2 separate regions of the Homo sapiens genome follow, and region 2 is linked to region 1. A link is an interaction called in ENCODE POLR2A ChIA-PET data of the cell type or tissue named here. Cell type or tissue: Caco-2. All regions are shown on one strand. Each heading gives the region's core, and the rest is flanking DNA. Links, peaks and the distances in the headings are about the cores only.

What was found. ChIA-PET counts read pairs that join two places held together with the same protein. Peaks named below come from ENCODE experiments on the same cell type or tissue, not always from the same donor. Only the 100,000 strongest peaks of a DNase experiment are listed, where the experiment ranks them.
Region 2: POLR2A ChIA-PET joins it to region 1 with 5 read pairs; 3 of 35 experiments call an interaction of 5 or more read pairs at or near these places.

What each region holds. Positions count from the first base shown.
Region 1 is chr5:139,437,755-139,451,180 of GRCh38, reverse strand. It overlaps DNAJC18 (DnaJ heat shock protein family (Hsp40) member C18), which reads left to right and starts at 11,656. Exons shown (of 8, transcript NM_152686.4): 1 at 11,656-11,775. The coding sequence starts at 11,736. It overlaps ECSCR (endothelial cell surface expressed chemotaxis and apoptosis regulator), which reads left to right. Exons shown (of 10, transcript NM_001077693.4): 9 at 2,007-2,103; 10 at 2,273-2,621. The coding sequence ends at 2,281. It also overlaps the pseudogene RNU5B-4P. RefSeq lists enhancers at 3,633-3,712, 11,286-11,785, 13,086-13,426 and a silencer at 11,989-12,098. In Caco-2, for the core only: no CTCF peak of the experiment used is centred there; DNase peaks (open chromatin) are centred at 11,630 and 12,020; H3K4me3 peaks cover 1,321 bases.
Region 2 is chr5:140,117,935-140,133,289 of GRCh38, reverse strand. It overlaps PURA (purine rich element binding protein A), which reads right to left. Exons shown (of 1, transcript NM_005859.5): 1 at 7,671-15,355. It overlaps IGIP (IgA inducing protein), which reads right to left and starts at 7,353. Exons shown (of 1, transcript NM_001007189.2): 1 at 3,898-7,353. The coding sequence starts at 4,813. The coding sequence ends at 4,652. In Caco-2, for the core only: no CTCF peak of the experiment used is centred there; no DNase peak of the experiment used is centred there.

The DNA.
Region 1 (13,426 bases), core at 10,333-12,832:
ACCACACATGCATTACACCACACACACACACACAACACCTCACACCACATACCCCATACCACACATATACACCCCTCACACCACACACACATACCACACACATACAATCCTGACAGGCTCCTCTGAGGCCAGGGCTGGGGTGGGCAGGACAGGGGCAGACCTGAAAGGGAACAATCAAATGACAGGAGATGGACTGAAACTCTTCAACACCAGGGCTAACCCTCTATAACCCCATCATGAAAAGTGTAGGAATTCAGATTCTAATATAAAAAGACATTATCTCTAAGCTTAGGAACCACTTATTGAATACTTCTTATGTGCCGAACACAATGGTATATATTTTATAATATTATCTCAAATCTTTATAGCAATTATTCAAGGTATATATTACTTTTTTTTTTTTTTGACATGGAGTCTTGCTCTGTTGCCTGGGCTGGAGTGCAGTGGTACAATCTCAGCTCACTGCAACCTCCGCCTCCCAGGTTCAAGTGATTCTCCTGCCTCAGCCTCCCGAGTAGCTGGGACTACAGGCATGAGCCACCACACCCAACTAATTTTTGTATTTTTAGTAGAGACAGGGTTTCACCATGTTGACCAGGCTGGTCTCGAACTCCTGACCTTGTGATCCACCCACCTCAGCCTCCCAAAGCGCTGGGATTACAGGCATGAGCCACCATGCCCAGCCTTTTTTTTTTTTTTTTTAAGGGACAGGCTTGCTCTGTTGCCCAGGCTGGAGTGCAGTGATGCCAACAGGGCTCAAATGATCCTCCCACCTCAGCCTGTCAAGTAGCTGGGACTACAGGCATGTGCCACCATGCCCAGCTAATTTTTAATTTTTTTAATAGATATAAGATGTCACTATGTTGGCCAGGCTGGTCTCAAACTCCTGGTCTCAAGTGATCCTTCTGCCTCAGCCTCCCAAAATGCTGGGATTATAGGTGTAAGCCGAGACATTACTCCATTATACATTTTAAAAATTGAGGCTTTAGGCCAGGCGCGGTGGCTCATGCCTGTAATCTCAGCACTTTGGGAGGCCAAGGTGGGTGGATCACGAGGTCAGGAGTTCAAGACCAGCCTGGTCAAAATGTTGAAACCCAGTCTCTACTAAAAATACAAAAATTAGCTGGGCACGGTGGCAGGTGCCTATAATCCCAGCTACTCGGGAAGCTGAGGCAGGAGAATTGCTTGAACCCAGAGGCGGAGGTTGCAGTGAGCTGAGATGGTGCCACTGCACTCCAGCCTGGGTGACAGAGCAAGACTCCGTTTCAAGGGGAAAAAAAAAAAATTGAGGCTTTAGCGGATGCGATGGCTCACACCTGTAATCTCAGTACTTTGGGACGCTGAGGCAGGTAGATTGTGTGAGCTCAGGGGGTCAAGGCTGCAGTGAGCTGTGATCGTGCCACAGCACTCCAGTCTGGGTGACAGAGCAAGACCCTCTCAATAAAAACTAAAAAAATAAAATTGAGGCTTTAATAGAGGTTGTAACTTGGTAAAGATCAAACAAGTAGTAGGTAGTAAAACCAAAATTTAAATGCAAGTCTTGGCCAGGTGCAGTGGCTCACACCTGTAATCCCAGCACTTCGGGAGGCCAAGATGGCTGGATCATTTGAGGTCAGGCATTCAAGACCAGCCTGGCCAACATGGTAAAATCCTGTCTCTACTAAAAAATACAAAAATTAGCCGGGCATGGTGGCACGTGCTTGTAATCCCAGCTACTCAGGAGGCTGAGGCAGGAGAATCGCTTGAACCCGAGAGGTGGAGGTTGCAGTGAACTGAGATTGCACCATTGCACTCCAGCCTGGGCGACAGAGCGAGACTCCATCTCTAAATAAATAAATAAATGCAGTCTTTCGGTCTTCAAAGCACACTCGCATTTCATCATGATCCACCACCAAAATATAGATTTTTTGAGACAAAGGTCTAAGGCTCAACAACCTCACAGTTCCTTGACTCCCCATTGCCCTGCCCTCCTCCTCTCTTTAACCCAGACCCCCTTCCTCCCCCAGCTGCTCCACAGCCAATGGAGAGAAAGACAGCATCACCCTTATCTCCATGAAGAACATCAACATGAATAATGGCAAACAAAGTCTCTCAGCAGAGAAGGTACATTTTTCTGTTTCCTGCCTTCCTTCCCCAAATTCACCTTTCCCTTCCTCCTCCTACTTTCAGGCCAGAAAGGAGATACTTTCAAAGACTCTGGCTTTTCTCCCCTCTTCTGTACCCTGCCAATCCTAAAAAGTTCACCCTTCCCCATTATGCATTTATTTTGCAGGTTCTTTAAAAGCAACTTTGGGTCCCCATGAGTCCAAGGATGATGCAGCTGCCCTGTGACTACAAGGAGGAAGAGATGGAATTAGTAGAGGCAATGAACCACATGTAAATTATTTTATTGTTTCATGTCTGCTTCTAGATCTAAAGGACACTAGCATTGCCCCAGATCTGGGAGCAAGCTACCAACAGGGGAGACTCTTTCCTGTATGGACAGCTGCTGTGGAAATACTGCCTGCTTCTCCCACCTCCTCAGAGCCACAGGAAAGAGGAGGTGACAGAGAGAGAGCAAGGAAAGTGATGAGGTGGATTGATACTTTCTACTTTGCATTAAAATTATTTTCTAGCCTGCAGTCTAATTACTTTTAAGGTCTATGCTCCCATGCACATTTCTTAACAGTATGTTCTAGCAGCTTTTGGGCCTTGTTTCCTAGAACAGACATACATGCAGGTTTCTGCCCCTATGGGCAGCTCTTTGAGAAACTTGGATGGTCGATAGAAGGGACTTTGTGTCAGGTTTTATCAAGTTCACCTGGGTTTTGTTGTTGTTGCTTTTGTTTTTTTTTCTTGAGATGGAGTCTCACTCTGTCTCCCAGGCTGGAGTGCAGTGGCGTGATCTTGGCTCACCACAACCTCTGCCTCCCGAGGGTTCAAGTGGTTCTCCTGGTTCAGCCTCCTAAATAGCTGGAGCTACAGGCGTGTGCCATCATGCCTGGCTAATTTTTGTATTTTTTTAGTAGCAACAGGGTTTTACCATGTTGGTCATGTTGGTCTCGAACTCCTGACCTCAAGTGATCCACCCGCCTCGGCCTCCCAAACTGCTGGGATTACAGGTGTGACCCACCACACCCAGCCATTGTTTCCCCCTCGCCCCCTTCTTCTTCTTCTTTATACTAGCCTTGCTAAAGCAAAGGCTCAAAAAATTAGCTAAAAACTCAAAAACTCTCCACAGGAATCTTTAGTAAAAGGTGAAAGATTTATATGATCTGAAGAGAAACCAGAGTATCACCTGGTTTATTTTTATTAGTAGGGTTGAGGCGACTGACTAACCACTCCAATAGAGGAGAGAAACAAGGGGCTGTAAACAGTGACCAGTCGTCACCAAGAAAGAAGTTTTGACTAGGAAACTTCTTAGGGAAGTTCCTAAGTCACCTCTTGGGGAGAGGTGAATGAGAAAAGGGCAAATGTCCTCTGCCTGCCCCTGGGTAGACATGCATCACTTTGGTCTTAGCTATGGGATGAACCCTGGGAAGGTTTGCGGTGAAGATAGGTCTGTGACTTCATCAACACAAACCCCACCCACTTTACCCCATACAACAGTTATCTTGTGTCCAAATATAGAATAAAAGATTGTAGAAGTACTGGAAAGTCATTTAAAGAGAAGGAGGAAAAGAAAGGAGGTGTCTGCTTTCTTAGTCTTAGTCATGTTTACCATGACACTAGTCTGGAAATGAATCTTGGGGAAAATCAAGGGAGGAGTCATCCATGTGTGTCTTTCGGGAGTATTTAACTTAATTGGCAATTTGGAACATAGGGAGAACACAGCTTACTCATTCTGAAGCAACAATATGCTATTTTTTCCTGATTCAGACTTCTCAAGGTGATGAGAGAGACAGGCTAGAACAACAAGTTTCATCCCCTCTGTCTCATTAAAATTATTAAAATGAGACTGTAGAAACCGAGTGAGCAGGGCGTAGTGGCACATGCCTGTAATCCCAGCACTCTGGGAGGCCAAGGTTCCAGAGGATCGCTTGAGGCAGGAGTTCAAGACAAGTGTATTAGACCATTTTCACACTGCTATAAAGAAATACTGGGTAATTATAAGGAAAGAGGTTTAGTAGACTCAGTTCTGCATGGCTGGGGAGGCCTCAGGAAACTTACAATCATGATGGAAGGGGAAGCAGGCACCTTCTTCACAAGGCAACAGGAGAGAGAGTGAGCAAGATCAGGAAAAACTGCCGTATAAAACTATCAGATCTCATGAGAACTCACTCACTACCATGAGAACAGCATGGAGGAAACCACTCCCTTTATCCAATCACCACCCACCTGATCCCTCCCTCGACATTTGGGGGTTATGGGGATTACAATTCAAGATGAGATTTTGGTGGAGACACAGAACCAAACCATATCAACCAGGCTGGGCAACATGGCAAGCCCTTGTCTGTACAAAAAAATACAAAAATTAGCAGGGTGTGGTGGCACATACCTGTGGTCCCAGCTACTCAGGAGGCTGGGGATCACTTGCTTCTGGGAGGTAGAGGCTGCAGTGAGCCATGGTTGATTGCACCACTCTCCTCCAGCCTGGGTGACAGGGTAAGATGTGAAAGAAAGAAAACAAAGGAAGAGAAAAGAGAAAGAAAGAAAGAAAGAAAGAAAGAAAGAAAGAAAGAAAGAAAGAAAGAAAGAAAGAAAGAAAGAAAGAAAGAAAGAAAGAAAGAAAGAAAAGGAAGGAAGGAAGGAAGGAAGGAGAAAGAAAGAAAAGGAAAGAAAGAGAGGGAAAGAAAGAAAAAGGGAGGAAGGGAGGGAGGAAGGGAGGAAGGGAAGGAAGGAAGGAAGGAAAAAAAGAAAAGGAGAAGAGAAGAGAACTTACTGTATTCTAAAATCCCCTAGGACAGGGCCTGTAACCTGCCCATGTCTGTAGCTCCTGCATGACACACTGTGCCCAGCACTTCCTAGGTAATCTAAACTGGCTCTTGGGTGAAGGAAATCTGATCATAAGATTGGGCTCTGCCACAGACTTTGGGTGCAATTGTCCCCCTCCTCCAAGCCTGTTCTCTTATATCTTTACTTTTTTTTTTTTTTTGTACCACTGCTGGAGTGCAGTGGTACAATCGTGGCTCACTGCAGCCTTGAGTTCCTGAGCTCAACCAATCCTACCTCAGCCTTCTAAGTAACTGGGACTCTTGGCATGAGCCACTGCACCTAGCTAATTTTTAAAAATTTTTTGTAGAGACAAGCTCTTGCCGTGTTGGCCAGGCCAGTCTCAAACTCCTGAGCTCAAGTGATCCTCTTGCCCTGACTTCCCAAAGTGCTAGGATTACAGGCATGAGCCACCATGCCTGGCGGGTTTTAAAGTGAGCTGGCTGGACGACTTGGCCTTCACTATCTTTTCTCATTCTTACATTCCACAGTTCTATAGACTCTGGACGTAGGAAAAAATGAATACAATGTGCTAAGTAGAGATCACTCTGGGTGAGAGCCAGAGACAAGTTGCAGGCAGCTCTGGACAAGCCTTTCACATTCTCAGGAGTTCCATTTCTCCTGTGTATTAACAGGGAAGAATGCGCCCTACCTGGCCCTGGCTACCTCACAGGCTAGTGGCTAGGTAAAATGGGATAATAAACATGGAGATACTTGGGAAGTGAGCAATTGTAGCAGACAGCTTGGAGTAGGGCACCAGCACCCAGGTCCCACTTCAGGATCAAGGCGCTTGTTCCCCAGCTGTGGGATTGTTGGCTGGTTGATGATTGGCTGATGGGGGCTAAGAGTGGGAATGAAGACCTGGACCCCTTGCCTCAATTCCTTTGCCCCCATTCCTACTTCCCTTACTCCTCATAGCTGTTGTTCCAGGGGTGCTCACTAAGAAACCTTTAGTATGCAAATCTCAGCGTCTCAGAGTCTATTTTGTGGGGTACCTAACCTACGAAAGCAATACTGCAGTATTTTTTGAGGGGAGAGAAGACAGGGTCTGGCTCTGCCTCCCAGGCTGGAGTGCAGTGGCATGGCACAATGATAGCTCACTGCAACATCAAACTCCTGGGCTCAAATGATCCTTCTGCCTCAGCCTCCCAAGTAGCTGGGACTATAGACGTGTGCCACCACAACCGGCTAATTTATTTAAATTTTTTGTAGAAATGAGGTCCTGCTACGTTGCTCAGGCTGGTTACAAACTACTGGGCTCAAGACATCCTCCCCCCTCAGCCTCCCGAAGTGCTGGGATTATAGGTGTGAGCCATCACACCTGGTTAGTTGTTTGTTTTTTGTTTTTTGTTTTTTGAGGTGGAGTTTCACACTTGTTGCCAGGCTGGAGTGCAATGGCACGATCTCCACTCGCTGCAACCTCTGCCTCCCAGGTTCAAGTGATTCTCCTGCCTCAGCCTCCTGAGTAGCTGGGATTACAGGTACCCACCACCACGCCTGGCTAATTTTGTATTTTTAGTAGAGATGGGATTTCACCATATTGGGCAGGCTGGTGTCGAACTCCTGACCTCAGGTGATCCGGCCACCTCAGCCTTCCAAAGTTGTGGGATTACAGGTGTGAGCCACCATGCCCGGCCTTGGCTAGTATTTTTTAAATAATTCATATATATTTGATTTAAATCTCACAGCCAACAGCACATGACTTAGTAGCCACTTCTGGTCCAACATCCACCATTGGGATGGAACCCCTCAGGTGACATAACAATGTCTAGGATTCTGTTTGTGCTGTTGTTATTCTGCCTGCCATGGGCACTGAGTACAGCTGCTCATCATACTGGACTAATCAGGTCAAGGACATGGGGCTTCATTCTAAGTAACTCAGCTGTCATCTTCATTATAAAACCACACATTTTCCTCTGACTCTGGGCAATGACCTGCGTATATAAGCTGTTAGTCATAAGGTATTTATATGTGGGGGAAGAGGGAGACAACTGGTATTAATAATCTTTGAGATTGAAAGGCTTTTACCCTGACACTGACACCGCAGTACCACATAAGCCATGTGGATTTTCCTGTTGCTAAGTAACTCTATCCTTTGGGAAGGGGTTGAGGATGAATTAAATGCTGAATTCTGCTCTGGAGCAAACTCTAATAGAGAGGTTTCTCCTGGAGGAGCCTACTATTTATGCAAATCCAAGATGCCACCTCTGACAGGAAATCTGAGTGCAGCCTTCTGCAGCCCTTGCAGCTTCCTTGAAACCCTATCTCTTCCTTCATGTCTAGACAACAGGATGATGATTGTTTACAAGATGACTTCCTCCCTTTTCTCACACAGGACTACGTGGTCCTTAAACAGGAACAGGTGGCGGGGATTGGGGGCTAGCTGCAGAATGTCCTTCTCTCATTTTTTCCCTCATCCTATGGGAGGGCAACCAATAAACCAGCACAGACACACAGGCCCAGTGGGACAGGAGGATCATTTACTCAGCTTCTTTCTTCTAGGGCTGGATGGGGCAGCATCTCAATCATATAGGGCACAGGACAGACCTCAGTATCACCAGCAAGAATCCATTACAGTTCAACATGTAAGTAAGTGGAGGCGCCTTAATCCCAACACTTGGGAAGTCCCCGGGGGCAGGATTGCTTGAACCCAGGAGTTCCAGACCAGCCTGGGTAATATAGTGAGATCCCATATCTTAAAAACAAACAAAAAAAAAGCCAGGCATAGTGGGCATAGTGGCATGTGCCTGTGGTCCCAGCTACTCAGGAGGCTGAGGTGGGAGGATCGCTTGAGCCCAAGAGATCAAGGCTACAGTGAGTTGTGATAGCGCCACTGCACTCCAGCCCGTGTAACAGAATAAGACCCTGTCTCAAAAAAATAAAGTAAGTGGAGAAAACTGAGAGAAATCTGAGGCTGGCCCTAAGGTAAAATGGTTTAGCAGATGAAGGATCATTGCAGGCCCCCTTGACCTAGTTCTGGCACACAATTTCCCCAAGCCCAGCTAGTACTACTCTATTAAATTTGAATGTGCTGGAAAACACTGTGTGATTCTGTCCACCAGTCTTTTCCTGGGTTTGTGGATGTCCTCCTTTCTCTCTTCGTCAAACTTCTTTCCACATCTACCTCCTTCTCTTTGAGAACTGCCTTGGAGACCCCAATTTCTCTTCCCTTATCTCCTTCCCAGTTACCCTCTCACTTTTCCTGTGGGTCCTTTTCGACTGGCATCTCCATCCTATACTCTTTGGGCCCACAGCTTCCTCTTTTACAAAACACAGAAATTGAACTTTACAGTGAGGATTATTTTTGCTGACTAGTTGATGAGTTTAAGCAAAAACTGTCACAGAAGTATTCTTAATGTTGAGCTTTAGAGTTTCGCGTTAGTCCAAGTGATGCGATCATAAAAAAAAAATTCATCCAGAAGTGTTAGTTGAGGTGTAAACAAACTGAAGAATACATGTGGATACTTGGCAATATTTGAGAAGGTCATAATGCTAAACCATTTTTGTTACTGTTCTAGAAGTAAATGAAAAGAAGTCTGGAAAAGAAGGGGATGTAAGGTTTCAGAGCATGAGGAGAGAGGATGCTTAGCTACCAGACAGCAGCTAAGATTTGGGAAGAGGCCCCAGCTTCCCAAATCTTGTCCAATACTCTTGAACCTAGGCTCTGCTCCTAGATAGTCTCATAATTCATAGTTGCTCCTCTCAATCCAGTTAACCCCTACAGTGCTCTAACAGCCCACTCTCAGCCAAACACCTCTGACTTCATGGTATTCTAACATCTCCAGGTAGTACCTCCAGACCTTTTCCCTGTGCCCCTGGACTCCAAGGTCTATCCCACCCTCAGCTGTCCATCTTCTAGAGCAGGCGGTCTAGCCTCCCCAAACCAGAAGAACTTCCTTTTTATATTCAACCACCTGATGGATGTCCCTGATCAGTTCCCTCAGCTGCAGAGCACAAGAAGGACCTTCAGGATCCAGCTTTCTGTGAGTACACTGCTCCGTGGATTAGTTAGCTGGTCATAGGTCCAGTGTCCTAGAGCTGAGCTTTTGACTCATCTCATGGTTCTGGGGCCTCCTTTGCCTCTCAAGTTTAAGGACATCCATAATTCATTGGATTTAGGATGACCCAAAACCTTCTCATACTAGTTCACTTTTGCCATCTTCTTCTGTTTCTGAAAGGGAGAAAATCACCAGTTTTAGTGGCTGGATTCAGGGGTTAGGGTACATGGACAAGCAACTTCCCAGCCCTTTTTGGTAGTGTTTTGCTTCTTGTCTTATTTGCAGGTAATGATTGCCAGATAGACAGGAATGGGGTCCAGTTAGTTATATCCAGGACCTTATGATATACCCCATATATACCCCTTTGCTCCTAATTTACAATGTCAAACTATAAAAAATGGTTTCTCTTCCTCTGAGCCAGTCTATAACAGTGGTCAGCATTTATTAAACACATACTACATGCCAGATGAGGTGCTAAAAGCTTTGCAAGCATTATCTTACTATATCCTACGGCAATCCTATGCAGATTTTTTAACCACTATGCTAAATTCCTCCTCCTAAATTAAGTGAAAATGACCAAATTTCTAGACAACTGTTACTTTCTCAGTGCTTATGGGGGTGGGGATGAGGGAAGAACACTGACTTTAAGTGCTCCAGGAGAAACTGATATTACAAATGACACAAGCCTTTAGTGGTCAACTGGTTTGGTAGTTTTCAAACATGTAGGTTTTCTTTCCTTTAGTAGACCACAAAATACAAAACAGAAAAAAACAGAGCTTCTTTGATTGAAGAAGGGTGAGGTGCTAGTGCCTTCCCTGCTATGCCTTCCTCCCCGCTCCCACTCCTCAATAGAAGATTCCAGAGACATCTGCACATTAAGCCTTAAGGATTCCTCAATTTAAAAACCGCTAATTGAGGCCGGGTGCGGTGGCTCACGCCTGTAATCACACCACTTTGGGAGGCTGAGGCGGGCAGATCACAAGGTCAGGAGATTGAGGCCATCTTGGCCAACATAGTGAAATCCCGTCTCTACCAAAAATACAAAAATTAGCTGGGCATGGTGGCGTGCGACTGTAGTCCCGGCTACTCGGGAGGCTGATGCAGGAGAATCGCTTGAACCAGGGAGTCAGAGGTTGCAGTGAGCCGAGATTATGCCACTACACTCCAGCCTGGCGACAGAGTAAGACTCTGTCTCAAAAAGCAAACAAACAAAACTACTAATTGAATCCAACCTTCTCGTTTTATAGGTGATGAGACTGAGGCCAAAGAAGAAGGAAAAAGGAGATGTTCAGGATCACGCAATGATTTGTGGCAAAACCCCAGCTATTAATATAACACCTATACAACTTCTAGACCAGTGCTTTTTCCACTTGAAAGGCCTTGTTATCTGAGTTTTGTTTTTTGTTTTTTTTCTGAGACAGAGTCTCACTCTGTCACCCAGGCTGGAGTGCAGTGACGCGATCTTGGCTCACTACAACCTCCGCCCCCTGGGTTCAAGCGATTCTCCTGCCTCAGCCTCCCTCCCGAGCAGCTGGGACTACAGGCACACGCCACCATGCCCAGCTAATTTTTGTATTTTTGGTAGAGACGGGGTTTCACCATGTTGGTCAGAATGGTCTCGATCTCCTGACCTCGCGATCCGCCTGCCGCGGCCTCCCAAAGTGTTGGGATTACAGGCATAAGCCACCGCGCCCGGCCGTTCTCTGAGTTCTTAAGTGGGCATAATGTCAGTGATGCCAGGGCCATGACTGTAGGCAAGGGCTGGAACTGCATGCCCTTTGGTGCTTTTACCCTTCCAAGTTTATGTCCAGGAATATACATCTCTCCCCAACTGCCTAAGTAGGTGCTAGTTGATATCATGATTGATTTGGTCTTCTTGGGTAAGACCTCAGTTAATTCTGGGTAATTTTTTGTTTGGGGATGAACTGTAGCCATCCACCTATGAAGAAAGTGTTGCTTTTATTCTTTGCTAGGTTCCATCCATACCTGGATGAGGAACAGCAAGAATATTTATTTCCTCATTTCCTTTTTACTAATCTCAATGTCTGGTCCTTCAGAAAAGAAACGAATGGGCTAAAGAGATAACTAGACTGGAAGAGAGGAGAAAAGTGTCAGAGGGGTGTTGGAGTAGGATGGGTTGGAGGAAGGACAGGAACAGCAAAGATGGAGGCTCTTCATGCCGGCCCCAATACCTTTCCATGTCTTCTTTCTCCACCCCGATACCCTCTGATGTCCAGTGCCTGAGGAGCTGGGGCAGTAGGGACATACTGAGATTGCCCTCCAACCCCATAAATCTACATCACTTTTCTATTTTCCTGACTCAAGCTTCCAAAGGCTGGGTTCCGCATCCCCAAAACCCATCTCTGAATCTCCAGGGCCTACCACTGACTGCACAGAACAGGCATTAGCGTATGCTTCAAAAAGACATCCCTGAGGAGCATAATAGTCATACTGTCACCCTCTAGCCTATAGTTTGCGAAGCCCTTTCCAGGCAGGACTTCAGTCGCCCCTCCTTGGATGTCCCTAGGGTTAGGCAGGGCCGAAGCCACTATCCCAACTCTACAAATGAGGAAAAGCCAAGAGCCGTGCTGCAGGCAGCTGGCAGCTGGCAGCAGCACTCTTCCACAGATCTCCTGACGAAGGTCGAGCACTTCTCTGCGTCTCCCACGGCCTCTGGCGCAGAGCCTGCCGGGAGTTGTAGTCCAGTGCCCCGGGAGCTCATATGGACTGGACTACAATGACCAGCGTGCCCCGCGCTCCGCGCCCCCTTCTCTTTCAGCCTCGGGCACGGGGGAGGCTCGGCGGACCTGCTGATTGGGAACCGATATGGCGGCGACTCTGGGCAGCGGGGAGCGCTGGACGGAAGGTACTAGGTCCCCGCCTGAAGGAGGGATAGGGCGGCCTTCGGGAGAGATCAGGGATGAGGATCCTGAAGACGCACAAGGGCTGAGATCCTGGGTCTGAGGTGATGGATAGAGGCCTGTGAAAAGATGCTGAGCCTGAGTAGGGTTGCGGATGGGGTAGGGAAGCTGGGGACCGACCGCGAGCCCAGAGTCACCGGTGACGACTTGTTGCCTCCGGCCCCCAGCCCCGCCCCCGCCCGTGCCCCGCCCAGGGCCCGCAGCTGTCAGGCCCCGCCCATGCCAAGGTGACTGGAGGGCCCGTGGGGTGCTGCGGTCTCTCCGCAGCTTGCTAACCTGGCCCTTATCTTTCGCCTAACTGGGCCACCTGACCTTCAGTCCCTGTTTGATCATGTCGCTCCAGCCGGCATCAGGACCAGCCTTTTCCACCCTACAGTCAGGCAAAAAATATTGATCCAATACCTATTGTGTGCCCCGCCTAATGCTGATTCTGCAGTGGGGATTTGACTGACATGGGTCCCTTAGCTCACAAAACTCGCAGCCCACTGAGAGAGTTTGACGACTGAACAGCCAATTACAAAACGGGCGAATAATACAAAACGCCTGGGCTACACAGCAAGGTCAGGGATTTGGAGAGCACACTTACAAGGTACCTAACGCAGACTGGCTGTCAAGGGAGGTTTCTTGCAGAAAGTGTTACAAATGGTGACAAGAAGGATGCGTCGGAGTTAGCCAGGCCGACTTAGAGGAAGACTGTCCAGGAGCAGTGGGTGGAGGTAGCTGAGGGATGTTAAGCGGAAGAAAGATGTTGTTAAAGCCTTTCTCAGGTCCTCCAGAGAAGACATGAGTGCTCTGCCCCTTTTGACTGTATTGCTTATGACCCTCTTTACATTCTGCAGGTGTTGTTATTGAATCTTCTCCCTTTAAACCAGGGGTATCCAATCTTTTGGCTTCCCTGGACCACATTGGAAGAAGAATTGTCTTGGGCCACACATAAAATACACTAACTGACGACTAAATAACTAACTGATGACAGCTAATGAACTTTAAAAAAATTGCAAAAAAAAATCTCATAATGTTCTTTTTTTTTTTTTTGAGACGGAGTCTCGCTCTATCACCCAGGCTGGAGTGCAGTAGCGCGATCTCGGCTCACTGCAACCTCCGCCTCCCGGGTTCACGCCATTCTCCTGCCTCAGCCTCCCGAGTAGCTGGGACTACAGGCGCCTGCCACCACGCCCGGCTAATTTGTTGTATTTTTAGTAGAGACGGAGTTTCACGGTGTTAGCCAGGATGGTCTCGATCTCCTGACCTCGTGATCCGCCCGCCTTGGCCTCCCAAAGTGCTGGGATTACAGGCGTGAGCCACCGCGCCCGGCCCTCATAATGTTCTAAGAAAGTTTACGAATTTGTATTGAGCTCAAAGCCGTGCTGGGCCACATGCCACCTGTGGGCCGCGGGTTGGACAAGCTTGCATTAAACTAACCTCTTTGTGGTCAGGAGTAGATCTTACCCATCCGCCCTCTTGATCTTCTAGCCAAGTTCCTTGGTATATATTAGTTCTATAATTGTTAGTGTAAAAGAATTGAACTCCTCTCTACTTTAAATTTTAGGGGTGGGAGGCACTGCAACAAAAAATACTATTTTACGAGCAGTGTCT
Region 2 (15,355 bases), core at 12,856-15,355, 680 kb before region 1:
ATGCCTGAGCATTTCGTTTTTGTTTAGAGTACATGGGCTACAGTTGCAGCACATAGAGGGAGTAGCAAGCCCTTATCCCTGTGCTGTCTGGTGCAGGGAATGCACACCATCAGTGACATCCAACAGTGCACAGATGAAAGGAGAAACAGGGAGTATGTGGCCACCCCTCCTTGTAGTGGTGCTAGAGCAGGTGGAAGCCAGAGACGGATAGACAAGCTCTAAGTTCCAGAGCAAGGATTCTTAACTTGGACCTTTGGGGAATCTGTGATGCAGTTGAGAGAGCCTCAAGCTTTCATCAGATTCTCAAGCCTAAAACTCCAAAAGAGATAAAGAACCTTTGCTTTAGAGAGCAGTGGTGCTCACACTTTAGTGTGCTTCAGAATCACGTGGAGGGCTTGTTACAATATGGATGCTGAGGCCCAGCCCTAGAGGTTCTAATTCAGTAGGTTTGGAGTGGGACCCAAGAATGTAAGGGGATGCTTGGCCCAGGGGCTACACTTTGAGAACCACTGCTTTAGAGGATACCAAAAACCACGAAGAGTTCAAGTTCAAATTATGATCTTTCCTTTTCAGACAGGAGTTCCAACAGATGCCATAGCCCTTGAAACTACCCCTAAGTCCCAAGGAACTTGAGATTTTATTTTTGGAAGAAGCCCCTGGAGAATTACAGACTCTGGACCTCTCCTTGAGGTCAGGAAACATCTGGGAAATAGCATTTTATAGGGTGCAGGAAAATGCCTCCAGAAACTTAAAAGCCCAAGCAAAACTGAGCTGAAAACTACATGGCTTTCTCTGGCTGATCCAATTGCTGCACCAATTGTTGGTGAACAGTGAGGTTTTGAGAATCTGGGCAGACCCAGATCCTCTCCTAGAGACTATCTCCTGATACTTGTTGAACTTGTGTCTGAAGCCACATGGGCTCAGTTAGGAGGCCTGCTCTAAGGAAGAAAGGGTGTCTGCTAAGGGATAGAAGCTGGGCATAGGAAGGAAATCAACTCAACTAGACAGAATTCAAGAGCCTCATTCACAGAACCCTTTGATCAGGTCATTGTGGTAAGGGCGGGAAGAGGCAGGAATAGTACTCAGGGCTGTGCTTACTTTAAGCAAGAGCAGTGGAGAGAGGCCTGGTAGGGCCATCTGCCAGCTTCCTTCAGACCTGCTCTGAGTAAGTCATTCCCCATGAAAGGGGAGGGGGAAATGAAAATGTGGATTCATTCATGAATCAACCTCTGAAACAGGAAGTGTGGCTTTTGAGCTATGCAGAAGAATCCTCCTTTGCTCCACGTAACGTTAGCTTTGACACTCAGCTACATATATCCTTAGGTGGGGCAAAGTCAAAGTCAGGGAGACCCTACAAATTAAGGGATGAGGAGGCAACTTCATAGAGAAGGCAACATATTAGAGTGATTGAGACTGTGGATGTGCTTTGCCATCATCCTACCTGGACCTGAATCCTGACTGTGGAGTTCTATGCATGTCATTTAATCGTTCTGTGCCTTAGTATCCTCATCTATAAATTGAGGGTAATAATAGTGCCTATTTCATAGAGTTATAGTAAGAATGAAGTAAAATAACACAGGTAAAATGCTTAGTTTGGTGCCTTGAATATTTAAGCACTCAATGTTTAAAAAATAAAGTGTGGTGAGCATGAAGAAATTTGGGATAGTGGCAGTACAGACCCACTCTAAGTGACACTGCCAGAAACAGAAAGTGGAGCTATGTTACAGCTACTGCTAGTCTCCACAGAAGGCTGACAGAGGTCTGAGGTGTGAGATGAGCATGCAGGGAGAGCCAGGATGCCTACGATGGTGGGGTTAACTAGACACCCCTGCTGGCTGTAAGGTAATGATATCCTATTCTTTTAAGCCTTGCAACATTCAGTGAGTCTGTTTTGTGACATTTTCTCACTGCCAACCTAAGTGCCAAATAGCCTGATGTGAGGAAATCGAAGTGAATGAAAATCAATATTGGTAGGAAAATTGTATCAATGTCATTGGAAACACTCTGAAGATTTGCAATATTTAGGTAGAATCCCCAGTTTCAGGGGAAAAACTGTGGCTCCTCCTCCTGAAGTTCTAGAAGGCAGGGCGGGGGTGGGGTGGGGTTGCTGAAGTGAGAACAGTGGAGGTGTGTGCCGGCCCTGAGGTGACCTAGGAGGCAAACACTGAAAAGAGAACTCTCTTTCCTCTCGTCCTGAAAGAGCAGGACCTCTTCCAAAACTCAGTACCCAAGATAAAACAGTCCTGACTGCTTAGAAATAAATTGTTACTGAGACTAGGAACAAAGGATTTCTAAAAGCCATGCAAAATACCAAAATAAATGATATACCACATGGTTAAATGAAAGTTAACATCCATTGGAGGTGGATGTAGGAAGAGACCACCAATTACATCTTAGAAAAGAAAGACTGAAGAAAAATGACAAATAGTTCTGTTTGAGCATGCTGGGTTCCTTTCTTGAGGGGCTCCCCATGGCCCTACCAGCATTGCCGTGTAGTTCCGACCTGGCTGTCTGGGATGCTCCTCCTGTAGCCCTTCAGTAGGACCTCACCTCGGGGCCTCTTGCTGTCCAACTGACCATTGGGCATATTTAATCATGGTCCTTTCGGAGTCTTTAAAAGATGAAGGGCCTGACTCCTGACTTTTCACTCCCTTATACTTGCTGGGAGTAAATCATGGCTGGAATTTCCACCACAACCTCCTGTGCTTGAGTCCTTCTCTCGGACAGGGACCCAAGGATTTATCTGATCTCTGCAGAGAAGAGAGCAGAATCTGGTCTCTTCTTCAGGAAGTAGCCACCTGTCTTCTGTGTGTACCCCCCAAATCAGAGGCACCCTAGAACTTAGGGAAACTGAAGTTTCTTAGGCATCCCACCTACCTCTCTACAACAGTGGCACTCTCAGCTTTCAGTTTTCAGAAAGCAAAGTTTCTCCATTATTTTTATTGAAGTTGGTGGTTGTCATATGTGGAAGCTAGTTCATCCTTCTGTTCACTCCAAAGTAGCGCCTTTTTATTTTATTTACTTATTTTTTCTTTTTTGAGACAGAGTTTCGCTCTGTCACCCAGGCTGGAGTGCAGTGGTGCAATCTCGGCTCACTGCAATGTCTAACTCCCAGGTTCAAGCAATTCTCATGCCTCACCCTCCCAAGTAGCTGGGACTAGAGGTGTGCACTACCGTCCAGCTAATTTTTGTATTTTTTAGTAGAGACGGGGTTTCACCATGTTGGCCAAGCTGGTCAACTCCTGACCTCCAGTGATCCGCCCACCTAGGCCTCCCAAAGTGCTGGTATTACAGGTCTCAGCCACCATGCCCAGCCAAGGAGGGCCTTTTTAGCAAGAAAACAACAAAACAATACTCATAATGAACTCTCTTGGGATTCCCCCAGAGAAGCCTGGAACTGCAGTAATGTGAACTTGAGATGGCCTATGGACATGCATCAAGTTTTAGAATATAACTGCTGTCGTATATACTTAAGTAAATTGAGAGATTTTTCATAGTGTGATTTTTGCCAGGTATCTTGGAGAACTACTTGCTCCAGGCATTCCTCATATCCAGCCTGAAGGTAAGTGAAAACATAAAAAAAAGATAAAATAAAAGGAGAAAGCTACAAATAAAACTTCAAACTCTACTTAAAAAGGTTGAGGAAAATATATACCTGAGGCTTCTGAGGCCTTTGTTGGTTTTTAAGTTAGAGGTCAAAATGGGTGGTTCTTGTTGGTCAGATAATCTACTTTTCTAGAAGGCCCCATTGAAACTATCCTGAGGGATGGCTCCTGTGTCTTGTTTTTATTGGTAGCTTCATTCACTGTCTGCCATTCCACTCACTAGAAAAACAGTTTTGAAAGAGATTTTAAACCGCAACCTCTATTTTCTAAGTGTTCAACAGCACAATAGGGCAACTATTAAAAATAATTTATTATATATTTCAAATAACTAAGAGTGGAATTAGAATGTTCCTAAAACGAAGAAATTATACATACTTCAGGTGATGGATACCCCAATCATCCTGATTTAATCAGTACATTGTACGCTTGTTTCAAAATGTTACATGTACCCCATAAGTATGTATAACTAGTATGTATCCATGATAATTACATTTTTTTTATTGTAACTGACAGAAAACAAAAAACCTTCCATGAGAATGGAGCATGATCTTTGGGAAAAGGTTTCCCTTCTCTTCAACATGATGGCTAGGTTCACTGTCATACCACCAGAGAATTTTTTAAATGACCCAGTATGCCAGGATAGGGAGGCCATTCACATAACATTTTTAAAAATAAGCAAACCTACCTTAAAATAAAATAGAAGATAGAGTTCTCTAGTATGAGAGCACACTTAATGCTTGCAGCCAATTCATAAGCATAAGTATACCTGCTACTGAGTCCTAAAAAGTTTCCACCTATCAAAAAAAAAAAAAATCCAAGATCGCAACCAGACCCCTTCCCCCAAAAAGCACTGAAACAAAAGACTGATCTGATTATACAGTCACATGAAAAATAAACATCTTTATTTTTTTGCCTACTTTATTTCATTTTTTCAAATAAAATTTAAATCTGTACAAAGTATACTGTTACAGTATATATTTTGTAAGAATCAATGCCTAAAATAATCACAATACTTCAATAAGCAGTACAGCAGACCTCGCTAGTTTTCAGCTTTGATATTGAACAAACTCAAGCCGGCTGATGCACAACACGTTTGCTTGGTTTCCACATGGTGATTTCCCAGCACTGAGATGGGAGAACATGACAGCAAATATGGTAATATTACAGCCCGACACACTGCGTTTCTTCATGTGATAATAACTGCACATATTTAATACAGAATGCTCAAATTTACTTTTTAAATTGCATTTGCTTACTTCTTAGTTGGCAAAATTCAGCATTCTTAAATGGGGTCCCCAAACAGTGCAAATTAATGATATTCTAACTGTATATTGGCACATCTCCAATAAGGATTAACTTGTAAACTCAAAGAATATCAACAACTTAGTCCTAAATTTTAACTAATATACATCTGGTCCATTTAACCAAAGTCATTTTGGAAAGATATTAAAGAACAATTCTATTTCTGAAAGGATATTGTTTTGACCATTCTTTAGAGAAGATAAATTTTTAAATTGTCATTAAAATGTTTCACTATAAAAATTTTACAAACTTGATTAGAAATTTCAAGATTATGATTCACAGCAGACAAATACAAACTGTATATTCCAACAATACCTATTCTTAGACTTTCAAACAGAGCACAACCATGTCAGCTGTGTTAACTAAAATTCTGAACAGTGTACTAAATTTATAAGTGGTGCTGGGTCTAGCAAGTGTAAATACACAGTATATTTCAATGAAAAGAATTGTCTTCTTTATACTTTATTTGTTTTCCCATAAGGAAACATTAATGTTTACATTCTTTAATAAAGTTAATCTTACATCAGAATATAACTTAATACTGTCAGCAACAGGGACCACACACAGTAAATAAGAAGCACATTTAAAATAAGTCTGATTTCACATAGATTAACATTTGTTGGTTAATAAAATATCGACAGTATTACAATCTTACAATATTTACAGTAAGAAAAATCTAGAGTAATATATACCTTTCACAGCAGGATTCCTTTTTTTAAAATTTCTTCCAGTTTGGGATTGTGTATACACAAAAAGCTCAAAATAAAGCAACTCTGCAATATAATCTTAAAATAATGGCTACTGGGGGAAATTCTATCACAACCATTGAAAATAATGGTGACTTCTCACGGAGTCTGTGGCATCTGAGAACCCAGTTAATTAACCAAAGTCTTGCTCATATTAGCCTCAGTTACCCAGATTAAAGCAGAACTCCGGCCTTCCCTGACTGCTGAAAACCCAACAGATTTTCTCAACATGCTATAAGGAAAGAGGAAAAATTGGTTTCAGCTCACACCTCATGGCTGGAAGCCTCTGGAAGCCTCCAGCCAGTGCACACTCCCCAACTTATGCTAAAAGAGGGCCAATTTCATCCCCACAGCATCACAAGAGTCCACCCTCCAACCACACAGTGCTCTGACACCAAGCTCACCCATTCCTCAACTCTTGTGCCTTAGGATAACACATGAACTTAGCCCACATAATACACACCAGCGTCTTAGAGACTTGAGACCAGGGCAAAGAAACAGACTAGTGTAGTTTGCACTGAGATCAGTAAGAAAAATGGGAAGTGATGCACATTTCCAATTAGAATGACAAGAAGAAGACCCACATCCCTAAACTGGAATTTGGCCAGGGCATCAGAGTTAGCACCCCCTCTCTGAGTACCGCTAGCGATTAGGATGTGTGCTCTGGGCCTCCTCTAAAAGAGAGCATCTACAGTAAGTAACACAGTATGGGACATTAGTTCAGTGACGACTGCCAAGAAAGCAGATACAATTCTTGAATCTGGGGCTGTCTACGGCACCTGAGGTCAATCATCCAAGCTGTGACCTGTCCCAACCCTGCTTACTTTAAGATATCTGATGGGCACAGAGCACTCAGGGATATGGCTGCTGGCTACTTTGGACTCTAGATCTCACAGGTAATCAACAGGTATCTGGGATTGAATTAGCAAACTGTACCATAGCTCCTTAAACAGACATTGTCAAGTCTGAAATCATGTCAAGCATGAATCTTCACTGTCAGGTCAGTAATCAAAGTGGGAGTCTTCCCACATCAGCCAAGGTTATTTTGTCAGAACCTTAGAGGAGTTGGACAGTTTTTCATGTTGCAAGTGATTGGTTTACTTATTTCAGTCAAGCTGGATTGGCAAACCAGACTGATTTATTTAGTGAGCTTTGTTTTTTTGATTCTTATGTGTGTGCTAACCCAAAGCTGTTGTATTTGGGCTAAATACACTGACAGAGAAAATTCAAACGACAAAAGTTTTCAGCAAACTTCTGTGGCATTTTTTCTTTTTGGAAGTAAATGCAAGATCTAAAGGTATTTCTACCCAACAACGTCTGTTTAAGTGTTTAATGTTATTTCCTTTTTGGTCCTATACAGAATGCTATGACTTCTATATAGGTCTGAATGCTGCTCCATGTAGATTCCTTCTGTATATCTAAAAATATATACTTTTCAGTAGTTCAATACATGGTTAATCTTCCCACAGAGGAAGATTTTTGTAATCACATGTTGCAAAGTAGAAAACATCTCCTTTCTAAGAAAGGAAATATACTTTCCTATTGTACACTTTTGAATAAGCCCAAAGGCATGCACCAAAAATCATTAATAAAACTAATACATGCAATAAAATGGTGTAGAGTTAGACTTAAAGTGCTGCTTCTCAATTTTTTTTAATTTGAAGAAGACATTTTGTCAGTTGTAGACTCAAAAATCTTTCCCCCACCCACCCTCCCCACCCCATGGCATTAAGAGAGAAAAGTAAAAAGTATGCATAAATCTTTTAACTATGCTTTACATGGGGGAAAGAACAGATGTATCAACTATCCTATATATCAACTGGATTCCCAGTTTTAAATAAAACCAATATTTACTGGTAAAAATTGTCAAAGCGAATACACGCAAACAAATGTTACTAGTAAATAAATGTTCTACATAGAGAATAATTTACTTTGGTTTTATGCGCCTTCTCAAAAATAACACTAGTGTCCCAACGTCACCAAACTGATGTGTTCCAGCAAAGTTGTAAGGCAAATCTTTTTTTCCCTAGTGACATCTTGTTTCCCAACAGACAAAACTAAAATCTTTTGGTGAGGAAGGGGTTAAGATAATGGCTAACCCCTTGGCATCCTGAGCATTGTGGTTTATCAAACTCTACCCTGCTAGAAATTGTCAGGCACCCTGACCCCTGCCTTGAACCAGGAAGGCTCCCATGTCTAGAGATGCCCTGACTCCTTATAAATAGCTTTCAGAACTTTGCTTTTTTCCCTTCTCTCTGGTTGTTATAATGTCTAACGAAGCTGGTTGCAATGTCACATTTTGCTAGTAGGGGCCACCATCTAACAATAATTCCAATATGAAAGGTTTTAAGCCAATAGTTGGTTCCTAATTTTATCAACGATTTGCACTAAAATTCTCTACAATTTACTTAGAGCAGAGATCTTTAACTTGGGTTTCAGAAGATGTGTGATGCCCCTGAAGTTGTATGCAAAATTATCCAGGGATGGGCATTTTTTTTTTCTTGGGTAGAGGATCCATCACACTGTCATCAGATTATCAAAGATATCTGTGACCCCCAAAAAGGGTTATAGGGACTTAGAGGGATACCCGTAATTCATTTTATACCAGGACTGGGAAATGGGGGCAGAAAACTAAAAATGGCCTCGAAAAAGGCCAGGGACAAATTGCTGATCTTTTCCCTTTATTCACATTGGGAAAATAAGTGCTTCAAACTGGAAAAATCATTAATTAAGCTGGTTAAACTCCATTAAAAAATAATCAAATCGCTTTCTAAATTTTTTTCATTTTCGATATGTGGTAAATTTTGTCTCCAAGAAAAGGTTTGGAGACTGAATTTTTCTCTTTTCCTAAAGGAAATTCATAGATAGAATGCTGAATATCATCCACATTTAAAGATTTGACAACATAAAAGTTAGATAACTCTTAATGATGTGAATCTTTAACTTATGATTTTGAGTAAAGGATTATCTAGAATCAAATATACACTTATTAATCTTCATTTCCCAAAATTGGTCCATATTTAGACAACTACCTGGCACAATTTCACTAGATAAACCTAAAATCTGAACAATGGAAGTTAAACTTCTACCCAAAGTAAAAACAAAGCCATAAGATTCCACAATTGAATTGGCCACAAACATTCACACTATGTTATAAAGGACTTTCTCATTTCAAATACATCACTGAATGTTCAACAGAATTTGCAAACATAAGATCCAGAATGACTAGCAAAACATGCTAAGAGCATGTCAAAAAGTAAAACACCACCTCTCCCCCCCCAATCTGGAAACACACTCAGGCATTCCAAAAATAAACCAGATCTGAAAAGAGGCCTCTCACTTGGTTTTAAGTATGAGGTGTGTACAAAGCTATGGGAAAGGGAATATAAAATGAAATAACCAAATAACTTACAAAAAATAATTTTAGCCAAAAACACATCTCTCTGTTCCATTGATAAAACTATCAATTTTTAAATTTTTTTGCAATTCTGAACACTGTGTTGCATAATATCACCAAGACAAAAAATATGTTCACAGGTACACTTTTTGTTATTTTCTTTCTAGAGCACATCTTTGAGGTCATAAGACCGCATCTGGTTAAAATAAAGTCTCTTGCCCTTGCTTCCCTTCCCCCTCAAAGTGATTCAACCCTGAATTCCAAAAAGGAATATTCAATATAACAACTTGAAAACCAGTTGTAACACTTAGACCATAAGGAAACTATATGAACATTATGGAAAACTACATGAAAGAGGGAGCTGCCACTTGCCACCCACTTCACTTCCAGCTTTTTAAGCATGTACCCAGCTAGACTCCTATCTCACTGACTTCAGTGAAACAAACTAACACACCAAATCTAGGCCATCTCAGGCTGGAAGTTAAAACTCGAAGACATCATTTCATATACACATACATATATATTCCCTATCCTAAGCTTTAACTTTGTCTATTTAAACAGTTTAATAAAGCTCACATTTACAAAGGATTTTATTGGCAAATAAAGGCCCATATTAAAAATTTTATCAGAACAAATTTTTGTTTTATACAGCTAACATTAAGAAATATTTTCTTGGCCTTATAAAATATTTTTAATTGCATATAATTTTTGCTTTGGGTGGAATATTGAAAACACAATTCTGCAAGAAATTAGAAAAGACTAGAAACAAAAGTGAAAGTGACTAGCCTTAACTTTCAAAAAATCAAGTGCAAAGATAAATAGTGCAAATAATGAAAACTAGAAATTTTACAGGCAACTTTAGTCTTTCCTGCTTTTGCACTTTTACACATTGACAACTTTATAAACCCTAACAACTATATGCAGCATGGAAATGGGCTATCATTTATCTCCACTGACTAGACTTAAGCCTTTCAAGGACTTGTCTCACAGTCATTTAAATCACAAGTTCTTGACACAGGTTTGGGAATTCACTTCTTTTTAAACAAATTTCTAAGGGAGGGGCTATTTAAGAAGGCTTTGCATTGACTTAAATGAGTTATAGTATATAACTATTATAATTTAAAATCTGACACAATAAAATGTGAAAATTATACTAAAGTGCCAACTCTACAAAATAAGCTATAGTAAAAATAATCCTGCTATTGTTAATGAACCTGACATTCGTAAAAAAGAAAAATTACCTTCAAAGTACAAAATCAGAACCACTTTTTTGCTATTTTTAAAAGAGATTTTTATCACTAATATATAGAGATGTGAGTAAAATGAAACTTCAAAGTAATCTGTCCAAATCACCAGGAATAAATCCATACTAAATTTGACAACAAAGAGTTAATCCAAACATACTTGAATTATGTAACTTAAAAACAAACATTACAGTAATTATTTATCTTAAATAATTTAAAACACTACTGGAATAATGGGAACAGAAATCTAAACACTATCAGCTTACCCTACAAAGGATATAAGAACCTCCAAAATGTACTAACTTATTTTATTAACATTTGCCACCACTGAACTCTTGGGAATACTACAATTTTAAAGTAAGAGAGAAAGTAGGGAAACAGAAACATGAGTTTGGGGGGTATGTTGTCTAATTTTAGAAATACAGTATTATTGAGGGCCTCATAAGGTCTACAAGGTTAAATGGTTGCTACGGATGCAAATGTAAAAGAAATAAAAAAGACACCTAAAATTGCAAGTTAGTGTTTTTACCTGGTTTATTGTCTTCTAAGAAATTTGTGTGGGCCAAAGTCTCAAAATTCTATAAAAGCAAGGAATAATATGTGTCTTTGTGGAGTACAAAATCAAATAATTTGATCTAAGGACCATTTGAAAAGTAAAGGTAAACTACATTGTAACAAGAGCCCAAGAAAATAGATAGTATGTGTGATAAATATTTCTGATAGTTTAAAAAGAATAATGGTGAAAAGCTTGAAATTTTCTTTTCCTCAAAATAATAACTCCCCAGCATCCACTTGCCTTGACCAGAAAAGCTGTCATTCCACAATTGTGCTAATTTGTCCCAGAAAAGCAGACATCCTATACATGAAAACAGACTTGTATAATGCATGATCATTATCATAACTCTAGCTATAGTAACTAACAGCTTTCTCATAATCAATGAGGGACCCATTTTCTCTGGCTTTATTGAAACTTCCTTAGTGAAGATCAACTTCATTTCCTTAGCAAATAACTCTCATTCGGACTCCATCATAGTACCTTTTCCTACCTCTAGTAAAAATTCCTCTCACTTTATTTCCAAACCATTCTCTATATACCTCTCAAACCCCCATCCACAAACACATTAAACAGCTCTCCTCGTCCTACTCTCCAATTTCCAAACCAGTAAGTCTCAGTTCCCAGTAACTTACCTAAAATACACATACTTCTTACTCTCTTCAGTTCACAAGTTTCTTAACATTAATTTAGATACCTTCAAACTGCCAGCTTAAGACTATGGGGAAAATAGCAATCAGAAAAAAACTGCCCAGTTACCTCATAATACTGAAATTGTTCTGGATCATCAGTTAGCTATGTTCTAAGGCAGGAGTCAGAAATTTCTTTACTTCTCTCTGAAGAAGTAAGCTTGAGTGCCACTGGTAGGCCTACAGCAAGAGTAAAAGTGGAGAGAGAAACAAAGAAAAAGGATAGGAGAGAGAAGATGCCAGATGTACATGGTAAGGAGGTAGGTCAAGTACCACCACCAACTACCTGCATTTAAAATTGCCAATCCACTCCAGCTGAATGGGAGTTTGACCCAAACTCAACATGTGTCTGATAAGTCATTAGCTGATGGCTATCATTGTTTGAGCTAGTCAAGATGAATAGGTAATTCACCTGTCCCATAACTTTAACTGCCACTTCACGATAAGGACATATTTTCTTAAATCCTCCTAGGATCCTTCTGTGTTAATAATCTACCTTAGACCAAAACACACACTAACAAGAGTATTTCCATGTTTTTCACAATTCTAAAATAGAAGGACTTGGTCCTTGAACTTGGAGGCCTCTTGAATTATTAAAGTGGAACCAAAATCAAGAAAATTAAACTCTTTAGCTTAAACATTTTTCCATCTAATGCTACAAAATAAGCTAATTGCTAATAATTATCAAAACAATGTGTGTATTTATGAAAACATGAAAATCCTGTGATTCCAAAATGAGTGAAATACTTCTGATGTGTAAGAAGCAACTATATTTTACATAGAGGATCACCACCATGTTTCTGCCTATCAACAGGACAATCTTCCACAAAAGCAAAGGACATCAGGAAGGAAAAACACAAAACAAAACAAATACCAAACGTGGGGACAAAATAAAAATGAATGAGTAGTTATGACATTCTTGTTAAGAAAAATGTTAACAAGTGACCTTTGCCACACTCAGCTTTCCTAAAGACATAAATTGCCTGGACCATTCAACATCAAAACTTGGTAGTTAGCTTAGCAGATTCATTGGCTTGAAACCAATCATTATTTCTTATTTCATCTGGTTGTTCTTTTATCATGAAATTCTACCTGACTCATGCTAATTCTGGCTTATTTTCACTTAGCCTGTAATGAAATTTCTGTTCAAAAAGGACGTGTCAAATGGCCTATACCTTAAATTTAGGTTTTCAGGATCAAATAACTTCTTAAATATTAATATTAAAATCAGCTTTTCTTAATATATCACAAAATCTGCAAAGAAGATTCTATAATAATTCGTGAATAGCAGTGATCACTTTAGTTTTATAGCATACTTATGAATGGCCAAAATTTGGTTAATATGCAATGAAGAAAACAGAAATATTGTGATTTAAAAATTGATACACTTTAACAAATCTACACAAATAACTTTGGTGAATTTATCTATGTAAGCAATTCCAATAAATTATCTCTCCTACTTATTCCACTCTCAAGGAGATGTGTGTATCTATATACATATACACACACACAATGTATATATACATATATATGTGTATGTGTGTGTATACATCTCTCTCCAAATTATGAAGATATTCAAATTTAGGGATAATAAACTATAAATGTTATACTCAGAGTCATCACCAACTATTCCAAACCTAAGTTGCTACAGATGCCCTTGTTTTAGCATCCTTTTACATAGATAGCAAGGTCTCATTCTGATACTCAAAAGATTTTAAAAAGGGAAAAAAGTCATTAGACTTGGTATCTCACTTTTTATGGTGAAGAAAATCTTAAAATTATGTTCACATGTAAAATAAAATGAATTGTGGAGCTATGAAAGCTACTAGACCATCAATTTCAGATAGCCCCATTCTAAAATTATCTGGAAATGTGTGTGTATATATAACCTGAAAAAATGAGTGGGAATATTGTAGACAAGAAGGTGAACCATGTGTGGAAGATAAAAATAATCATGCCCATATGGTGGGGTCACCAGGTCTAGCAGATAACCCAAAATGTCATAAAAGAAAAATGTGTTTAGAAAGTTTGAACAGGGCCAAAACACAAAATGTTAAAAGCACACAAACAAAAATGAATGAGATAATCCCCCCAAACGTCAAGTTACATAAGAAAATAGGAAGAAAAAAGTTGACATAGTATCTTTTAAAATATATCAAATCTTAACTGACTTAAAAAATGATATAAAGTGCTTGGGCCATGATACCCACCCAGATTCTCATTATCAACGGATTTATCTTTTCCCCCTCCCTTCCACCCAAATTTAATTCAGTTTTCCTTAAGAAAAAGTACAGCATCCCTATATTAATAAGAAATGAAAACAGTGAGTACAACTGATATAGATCCATTGACTTTTATTACAAATGTACTTGATCACTTGGCTTCAAAAAGTTTAAAATCAATACCCTATTTTCTGTATGCCAGTACAAAGCAAACTGTTTTACAAATTAAATACCTAAAAATTTGACAAAAATATTAAAATTTGATGAAAAACAATTATAAAAATCCTTAATCTCTCTCTTCAAAAAAGGAGGCAGTCTTCCCACTCCTATTATACAATATTAATAATATTCACCATTTTTAGAATAGGTAGCTAAATTATATCTTTCTGTTAGCATACAAAACTTAGACTAATATATTTGTATATGCTCCAGTTAAGTTTGTGAATGCCATCTGATTGCAATATAATCAACTATCTTTAATTGAATCCTAATTTACACTTATTTAATAATTTGCATAGTTTGAAAGGGATAAAGGTTATTCTACAACTAATTATCATAGGCTATTACAGTGCTACTTTTCAAGGCAATAAGTATTTGCTCCCAAATGAAGTATATGTCTTCTTTAGGCAGGGGTTAAAATTACTAGCAGCTTTCTCTATTACCTGAAAAATCAAATTGGAAGTTATCCATCTCTCTAGATGTGAAGGCCTGAAAAAACATAATATACTTTCCGCTTGGAATCAAATTTCAACCCCTGCATGGGACAACTAGAAAGTGAGACTTTCAAGGTTTTTTATTTCCCTGTTGGTTTTGGTTTCTACTCTCCATGGCTTTTTGAGAAGCTGGAAAACAGTTTGTCTTTTCTGACTAGCATTGTCTTTTTTTCCATTTGGCAAATATTCATCTACCTCCAATCTGTATCTAGTAGAGGAAAAGCCGACATGGCTTTTCTTATGAACTTCCTTTGTTGTCAAAGGCATGTATAATGATTTCTACAGTTCTGGTTAGTTAACTTTAGCTCCCTCTGTGGCTGGATGACTGCTGCTTCTAACATCAGCATGATAAATAGGAGGCACAAATAAAAAGTAGCTTAAAAAAAATTTGGTGATTTAAAAGAAAAAAACAACTCCAAACACACACACATACATAAGCATTTCAAATCTGGTGGCTGATCTCTGGATTAAATTACTTGACAGTGTCTCTCATTTTAAAGAACGTCAATATTGCAATGCAGTTCAAGTTTTCTTTTATACTTAGGCAAATAATACAGTTTAACCAAGCTCTTGGACCTTAATTGTAAGACAAAGCAGATCAATAAAAATAAGGCATACTTCTCAGGAATTAAGTTTTGTTTGCTTGTTTTTGGCACATTTGATCATACTGTCTTCTATGAATAACACATATGGTCAAATATACCATTTCCTTATTTGTTTCAGCATAAACAGGGTTTACCAACTAGTAAAATAAAAACAAGGAAAAATTCCAACATAAAACACTGATATATAGAAACTAGGTAAAGTACCGAGCACCTGGGAGGGAAGGGTAGGGAAAGGATGCAACAGAAGAGGGAAGACAAGGTTTGGGAGGGTGCTTGGGG